2 separate regions of the Mus musculus genome follow, and region 2 is linked to region 1. Evidence: chromatin loops called from intact Hi-C (ENCODE). Cell type or tissue: left cerebral cortex. All regions are shown on one strand. Links, peaks and the distances in the headings refer to the core of each region. The heading gives the core; the rest is flanking DNA.

Evidence for each region. Peaks named below come from ENCODE experiments on the same cell type or tissue, not always from the same donor. Only the 100,000 strongest peaks of a DNase experiment are listed, where the experiment ranks them.
Region 2: a loop joins it to region 1, with 3 times the contacts of the local background. A loop is called at or near these places in 17 of 42 quality-filtered maps.

The regions. Positions count from the first base shown.
Region 1 is chr11:87,008,858-87,013,249 of GRCm38, reverse strand. No RefSeq gene overlaps it. Among named protein-coding and RNA genes, the nearest start is that of Ypel2, 17 kb to the right of the region's middle. In left cerebral cortex, for the core only: a CTCF peak has its summit at 2,542; a DNase peak (open chromatin) is centred at 2,551.
Region 2 is chr11:86,552,972-86,557,363 of GRCm38, reverse strand. Tubd1 (tubulin, delta 1) reads right to left here. Exons shown (of 9, transcript NM_019756.3): 4 at 4,360-4,392; 5 at 2,060-2,291. Among named protein-coding and RNA genes, the nearest start is that of Tubd1, 10 kb to the right of the region's middle. In left cerebral cortex, for the core only: no CTCF peak of the experiment used is centred there; a DNase peak (open chromatin) is centred at 2,047.

The DNA of each region.
Region 1 (4,392 bases), core at 205-4,204:
ACATACACAAATAAATAAAGTAGGTAAATAATTAATAAATAAATAAAAAGGGCTGAGGATGGGGGTCTGTGATACAATACTTGCCTAGCTTGGAAGAAGTTCTAGATTTGACACTCAGAAGTACAAAACACACACACAATTTTAAAAGGACAACTCAGTGTGTTGGTTAGTTTTGTTTTTGTTTTTTTTAAATCAGCTTGACACAAAGTAGGGTCATTTGTAAAGAGGGAGTCACAATTAGGAAAATCCCTATGTCAGGTTGGCTTAGACTCAAGTCTACGGGGCATTTTCTTTGTTAATGATAAGCATAGAAGGGTCCAGTCCGTTGTGGATGCTACTACCCCTAGACAGGTGGTCCTAGGGTGCATTAAACAAGACAAAAGAAAAACAAACAGCTCCCCAAGCTGATATGTACATAAATAAATAAAGTAAGTAAATAAGTAAGTAAGTAAGTAAGTAAGTAAATAGACAATAAATAGAAAGAGCTGAGGTTGTGGTCTGTGGAAAACCAGTTTTGGAATCTGCTTTCGCCAGTGGAGTGTCACTGAGTACATCAACCACAGTCCAGGAGACCCCATGCCAAAAAGTAGCTGCTCAACAGAACAAACTCAATGGTGTTTTATGAACTTTTTCCTTAGTTTTGCTTTGTTTAGGCCTTTTTTTGTGTTATTAGTCTTTTGCCAGTTTGTTTTAAATTTTGTTTTTGTAGGGAGTTTTTGTTTCTTGATTTCTGGTTCTGGCATTCTGTTATTGTGTATAGTTTTTTTGTTTTGTTTTGTTTTGTTGTTTTTCTTTTTGTTTTGAGAGAGAATATAAAACTTAAAATTGGGTGGGGAGGGGAAAACATGATCAAAATATATCCTATGAGAAATTTTTAATTAAAAAAGGAAAAGCAGTCCAGATTTGGGGGTGCACAACTATCCCCCACTCCACCCCACCCCCACCCCCTAATACTGAGTTTCACTGTGTAGCCCTGGCTGTCCTGGAACTCACTCTGTAGACCAGGCTGGCCTTGAACTCACAGAGATCTGCCTGCCTCTGCCTCCTGAGTGTTGGTATTAAAGGTGTGTGCCACCACCGCCCCACTTGGTCCACACTTTTAATCCCGGCACTCTTTGAGATCAGTCTGGTACACAGTAAGGTCTGGGCCAACCAGAGCTACAGAGTGAGCCTGTGTCCAATATAAGAGCAGCCGTGGGGGCTGGAGAGATGGCTCAGTGGTTAAGAGCACCTACTGCTTTTCCGAAGGTCCTGAGTTCAAATCCTCGCAACCACATGGTGGCTCACAACCATCTGTAATGAGATCTGACGACCTCTTCTGGTGCATCAGGGTTAGGTTAAGACAGCTACAGTGTGCTTAGATATAATAATAAATAAATCTTTAAAAAAAAAAAGAGTGGGGCTGGTGAGATGGCTCAGCAGGTAAGAGCACCCGACTGCTCTTCCAAAGGTCCTGAGTTCAAATCCCAGCAACCACATGGTGGCTCACAACCATCTGTAATGGGATCCGGTATCCTCTTCTGGTGTGTCTGAAGACAGCTGCAGTGCACTTACATATAATAAATAAATTTTAAAAAAAAGAGCAGATGGGGGTGGGGTGGGGGTGGGAGGAGGGCGAGATGAATCAGCAGGCAAAGTTTCTTGCTGTCCAGGGTGAGGACAGCAACCCATGTGGTGGAAGAGAGCTGACTCTCACAAACTGTCCCCTGACCACTGATGGCATATGATGGCAGGCATATGATGGCATGTGTGCACAGCACCCCAACACACAAAATAAAAAAGGACATTTTTTTAAAGCCAGAGTATGATCATTAATCAAGAAACTTTTAAGTTATTTATTTTTATTTTATGTGCATTAGTGTTTCACCTGCATGTGTATCTGTGTGAGCTTCTCAGATCCCCTGGAACTGTTTTACACAGCTGGGAAATGTAATCCCAGCTTGCGGGAGGCTGAGGCAGGATTGCTAAAAGTTCAAGGCTAACCTGAAATACCTAGTAAGTTTAAGACAGCCTGTGAGACCCTGTCTCCAAAGCAAAGCAAAAATAAACAAAATGTGTTTTTAAAATCCTAAATAAATAAAAGAATGTATCTCTCCACAACCTTCTTAAAAGGATTTATTTATTTTATGCATATATGAGTACACTGTAGCTGTCTTCAGACACACCAGAAGAGGACACCGGATCCCATTATAGATGGTTGTGAGCCACCATGTTGTTGCTGGGAATTGAACTCAGGACCTCTGGAAGAGCATTCAGTAGTATTAACCACTGAACCATCTCTCCAGCACCCCCCCCCCCAAAAATGAGGATCTTTGGCTCTCTCCATTATAGTTGTATTCACAGCTCTTGGCCTCAAATTTTTAAATTTCAGGGTGATCCCGAACGTTATAGGAAGCTCAGCGTGTATCTGGCCTCTACTGGTAGTGATGCTCCCAGAATGTTCTTAGATTTTGCCTGAGGCTGGTTGGGGTGAAGAGAGAACTCTTGGATTCATTAGGAATGACCAGGCCTGGAAAGCGGACACTGGGAAGCTATACCCAAGTTTAACCACAGGAGGTCTCCCTAGACCTAATTATGATTTGAGTCAGTCTTGCATTGGGTTGTGGGAACTACCGAATTGTTCTCTTTTGGTAATCTGAACACACCTGTTTTTATTTTTAAAAAATGCTGCCGGGCGTGGTGGTGCACGCCTTTAATCCCAGCACTTGGGAGGCAGAGGCAAGCGGATTTCTGAGTTCAAGGCCAGCCTGGTCTACAAAGTGAGTTCCAGGACAGCCAGGACTACACAGAAAAACCCTGCCTCAAAAAAACAAACAACAACAACAAAAGCTAAACCTGGTTGGGCCTGGTGGCACACATCTTTAATCCCAGCACTCAGGAGGCAGAGGCAGGTGGATATGTGATTTCCAGGCCAGCCAGGGCTACAGAGTGAGTTCCAGGAGAGCCAGGGTTACACAGAGAAACCTTGTCTCAAAAAAAAAAAACAAAAAACAAAAAAACAAAAACAGAAGTTACATTGATTTATTTGTGTGTGTGTGTGTGTGTGTGTAACTACAGTAGAGAAAGTTGACAAACTATAACCTGATATTTTGGCTGAGATGCCAGTAAGAAGAGAAAAACAACATTACGTAAAATCTCAGGAAATGGGAATTATTGGATTTAAAAATGTACTGATTGGTGCCTTCACTGTAACAAATGTTAATAAAACCAGGAAACTGGAGGGTGGGGTGGGGTGGCTTGTGCCTTTAATCCCAGCAGAGGCGAGTAGGTTTCTGGGAATTTGAGGTCAGCCTGGTCTACATCCTGAGTTCCAAACTAGCCAGGGCTACACAGTGAGACCCGGTTTTCAAAACAAAACAACAAAAGCCAGAAGCGCAGGTCCTCATTAGGCTGGAGACAGACGTTAATTTCCTTTCGAGAAATGAGTTTCGGCTGACGACCCTCATCCAGCTTACTTACTGGGTTATTTCTGAGGGTGATGTGTCCTGCACCCCATAACAGGCTTCACTGCGGAATATAGCTCTGCTTTTGTGGCTTCTTGCCAGTCTTTCTGTGACTTGCTCAGCGGAGTACTTGGAGGCAGGTAAGAGAGGGCTCAGCAGAGAGCAGAGAAGAGCACGGTGCCGACTCTAGATTCCTCTTCTGAAGAGAGGGTCTTGAGTTAAGCTGGGCATAGTGGCTTACGTCTATAATCCCAGTATTTGGAAAGCCAAGGTAGGAGACCACCTCAATCTTGAGGCCCTCATACTGTTGAGCTACAATGTGAGACCCTGTATCAAAACGACAACCAGACCATGGCCCAAGCAGGAGGGCTTGAGCTTCCATCCCTAGCACAGGGTAAAAGCTGAGCAATGAGTCTATAGCTTCAGCAATGTGGGCAGGGAGAAGCGAATCGCTGGATCATCGGCCAGCAGGTCTAGTTGAATCAGTGAGCTCTGGGTTCAGTGAGAGACCCTGTCTTAAAATAAAGTGGAGAAATTGGGCAGTGGTGGCGCACGCCTTTAATCCCAGCACTTGGGAGGCAGAGGCAGGCGGATTTCTGAGTTCGAGGCCAGCCTGGTTTACAGAGTGAGTTCCAGGACAGCCAGGAGAAACCCTGTCTTGAAAAACTAAAAAAAGGAGAGGAAGACATCACCTCTGGCCTCTCCACGCACGCGCGCACACACACACATACGCACACACACACATGAATGAATGTGTGCACACACAACTCAAGATCTTCAGGCTGGAGCACAGGTAGGTTAGCATACACAGCATACAGGAGGCTCTAGGTTCAATCTCTAGCACAGACCAAGGTTGAGGTGAGACAGATAGACAGACATACAGAAAGAGACAGACAGACACATAGACACGGGGACACACACGGGGACACAAACACATGCACACACACAC
Region 2 (4,392 bases), core at 285-4,284, 460 kb after region 1:
TTTGCTTCATTTTAGCATGTCTGAGAAAGCATACTTAAAATGGGCATGGTAGCTCATGCTTGTAATCCCAACTCTTAGCAGTCAGAGGCAGGAGACTGCCCACAGGTTCCAGGCCAACTCAAGGTATTACCTAGTAAAACCCTGTCTCGAAACTGAAATGGATATCCAGGCACAGTTGTGTATACCATTATTCCCAGCACTTGGGATGTAGAGGCAGGGCGATTTCTGTGAGTTCAAGGCCAGCCTTGTCCAGAATGAGTTCCACGATAGCTAGAGCTACCATAGTGAGACCCTGTCTCAAAAAAAAGAAGATGGAAGGGAGGGAGGGAAGAAGAGAGGGAGGAAGGGAGGGAGGGAGGGAGGGAGCAAGGAAAGAGAACCAGACAAAAACAAAATAAATACGATACACTTTGCCAAAAGAATTATCAAGAGAAATATGGATGACTAATTCACTAAACTCCAGGAAAATCAATTATAAAAGATAATTAAGATATTTCTCTTTCATTCTATAGTCACTAAATGTTCCTTAGAAAATGTTCCAGATCTTCTATTTATCTTGCTAAATGATAATCAAACCTGTTTGGGGATAGAAAGATAGGTTGGTGGCAGAGAGCGACCAAACGAAAATTCGTGGCATGAGGCAGGCCTGGGGTCCTACAGTTCCAGAGTCTGAGGAAGAGACCAAGAGGATCTTGTTAGCCCAGGAGTTCAAGACCAACCTAGACAACAGAGCAAGACCCAGAATAAAATAAATACATAAAAAGCAAGAAGAGAGGACAGATTGCGACAACCTGTAATTCATGCCTCTAGGGGGTCATCTCCACCCCCAGTGGCTTACATGCTCAGCCATGGTCTGCTATTAAGTCATGTGCTAGGCCGTTCTGCTGTCCCTCTTACTCTGACTTGGCCTAGCAATTCCAGGGCCTGGCTGAGACCCTAGTCTACTGGCTTCTTTTTTCTCAGACCTTCTGAGTCTGTCTTCCCCATCATCATCGAAATCTTAGACTGCCCTACTCCTTATTTTCCCTATCAGAGCGCAACCATAGGACACGACACCACATGGCAGCCTGGAGTCTCTCTGCATTTTCATTCTCTTCTTCTCTTCTTCATGTTCCCCTCCCCTATCTTCCCTCTTTCTTCATTATTGAAAAGTAGCAAGACTTTACCAAAAGAAAAAAAATGACAGTATAGTCAGAGAATGCTCTGTCAAGCATGGCAGCAGGTAACATGACTGACAGCAAACCCTCCCCCCAGTTTCCAATCCTTAAACACAATGCCAGGCCAATTAAAGGCCCACATCACCACCATCACTACTGCCTCCTTCTCTCCCTCCTCCTTCTCCTCTCCCTCCTTCTCCTCTCTCTCTTCCTTCTCTCCCTCCTCCTCCTCCTCTCCCTCCTCCTCTTCTCCCTCTTCTTTCTCCTCTCCCTCCTCCTCCTGCTCTTTTTCAAAGACTTATTTTCTGTGTATGGATGTTCTGCCTGCATGTAGGTATGTGCACTATGTGCATGCCTGGTGCCCTGAGGTCAAAAGAGGGAGTCAGAGCTCCATGACCTGGAGTTATGGATGCTTGTGAATCACTAGAGGAGCCAGGAATGTCCTCTGCAAGAACAAGTGTTCTTAACCACTAAGCCATCTCTGCAACCCAGCCCCATAATTTCTGTGGACTCCACATCTATCTACCTCTTATCTGTTGGTTGTAGTTCAGTAGTGTAAGACCTGAGCTTCTGTCCCCAGCAGTACAAAACACATTCACTTTCTACCCAATGAATGTTCTACCAAGTGCTTGCTATTTGCCATGCCCTGCTTTAGGCCCTAGGAGAACAGTGGTTCTACAAACGGTGTAGTCGGTGAGAAGCATTTAGATCCTCACACCATATGCTTCTGAGAAATGTAGTAACTTCTTGAGCTGATTCAGTAAGATAGCTCAGGGATGAAGGCAGGGTTTAGGGTATGTATCTTGGCTGTATCTCCAGGCAGAGGGGAGGAGACAGTGAAAAATAACTTTGGGTCTCTCAGAACATACGGTTTTTCTACAAGTAACAGAAGGGTGAAGTACCTAGTGGATTTCTGCGGTAGTGAAATGAGCTGTCCTCAGAGTATGTAGGCTGGAACACACTCCCCAGCTGGTGGGCAAGAACTTGATTTAAGTCTCTGAAGGAGATCTGCTTGATGTTCATCCGTTTGGCACAGATCTTATGGACAGCGTCATTCTCGTGAATGAGAAGGGCATCTGAAGACCGGTACAGGTGAGAGAGAGTCAAGATGGAGTTGTAGTTCTGCACAATGACCTAGAGAGAACAGGGTCAAAGACAGGAAGAGAGGCTGAGTAGTTAAAAAGTGTAGATGGCAGCCCTGGGGTGATGCTCACATCTTCAATCTCAGCACTCGTGAGGCAGAGGTGGAGGCAGAGGCAGGTGAACTCTGTGAGTTCGGGAACAGCTTGTTCTACAGAGTGAGTTCCAGGGTAGCCAGGGCTACACAGAGAAATCCAGTCTCAAAAAAACAAAAAGAAAAAAAAAGAATAACATCAATGAATTAAAAAATGATTTCATATCTCTCAGGAGCCCATCTCTGGGTTGGTCCTTCTAGTACTGCAAGGAGGGACTTTGTATTGGGGCCCATGGCACTGTGGCTAGTCTTCAAATGATCTTATTTCTCTCTGTTGAGAATTTTTTGTTTGTTTGTTTTTGTTTTTCGAGACAGGGTTTCTCTGTATAGCCCTGGCTGTCTTGAAACTCACTTTGTAGACCAGGCTGGCCTCAAAGTCAGAAATCCGCCTGCCTCTGCCTCCCGAGTGCTGGGATTAAAGGCGTGTGCCACCATGCCCGCGTACCAGTTTCCTGTTAATCTTCCTAGTAGGAAAACGAAATGTAAGAAATGATTCAGAAAAGAAGTGTGGTAGCAATAACTTTTTGTTTTGAGACTGTATAGCCCTGGCTAGTCCAGAACTTTGCTATGTAGACTGGCAGAGATTAACCCACCTCTTTACCTCTGCCTCCATAGTGCTGGGATTAAGGGCTGTGCCACCACAACCCACCTTACTGTATGCTTTACTTGTGTTATATCCTTCACCTTCAGGAGGCAGATATATTTGTCCCCATTTTACACAGAGGACAGCAGTGCATAGAGAAATTAGATAATCTCAGTGTGGTGGTGCTGGAGAGTAACAGACCAAGTCAACAGCCAGGCAGCATGACTGGGGAGTCTTCTTTTTGGGGGGGCATTTAAAGGCCACCATGATGAGCTTAATATTTTGTGTTTGTTTTGTTTTGTTTTTAAGGACACCTCAGTCCCACATTGGGCAGACAGCTCTAGAGGTGGAGGCCAGCCTAGACTGGGTAAGACTGTCTCAAAAAACCTAAAGCCAAAATGAAACAAAAGATTTAAAAAACAAAGGATACTTTACGTGTGTGGGAAATGTAACCAAAATTAAATTATTTGTTCACGTAAATATCACAATCAGTCCTGAAGCTGGAACTCAGCATTGCCAAAGAGCGGGATCCGTTTATTCACACTCACTCTATCAGCAAAGAGTGCTGGGCGAGAGAGAGCTCAGTGGTAAAGTGTAAGAGACTCCTCCAAAGGGCCAGGGTTTGACTCCACATGACATCCACATGACATCTCACATGACATCCACATGACATCTCACATGGCATCCACACGACAGCTCACAGCTGTCTAACCTCAGTCCCAGGGGGTCTGACACCACGTAAGGCATAGACAGCCATGCATACATACACAAATATAACATAAAAATAAATGAAATTTAAAAAGGAAGAAAATATACTATGATCTAATTACTTCTCTAGTGAGTATTTACCAAGGAGAAATAGCATATGATGATACCAGACTCCTACTTGTGGCTAAATAGATTAAAAAAGAGAAAGAGCAAAGAATTTACAACATTAACACTTTTCTTCTTCAGGGGCTGGAGAGATGGCTCAGTGGTTAGGAGCACTTGTTGGTCTTCCAGAGGACCTGAGTTTAGTTCCCAGAACCTACACGATGGCTCACCTTATGATCCTAGTACCAGAAACCTGCCCTCTTCCAGCTTCCCTGGGCACTGGCACGCATGTGTGCACATACATACAGGTGAGCAAAACACTTGTATAATAAACATAACTTCTAATTAACATGTTCATGGACTGGAGAGGTGGCTCAGTGGTTGAGAGCACTGGCTGCTCTTCCGGAGGGCCTGAGTTCAATTCCCAGCAACCACATGGTGGCTCACAACCATCTGTAATGAGATCTGATGCCCTCTTCTGGTGTGTTTGAAGACAGTGACAGTGTGCTCATATACATGAAATAAATACATTTAAAAAAACAAAACAAACAAACAAAAAACCATGTTCATACCTCACCCGTTCCATAAGGCCATATAATCTGGTT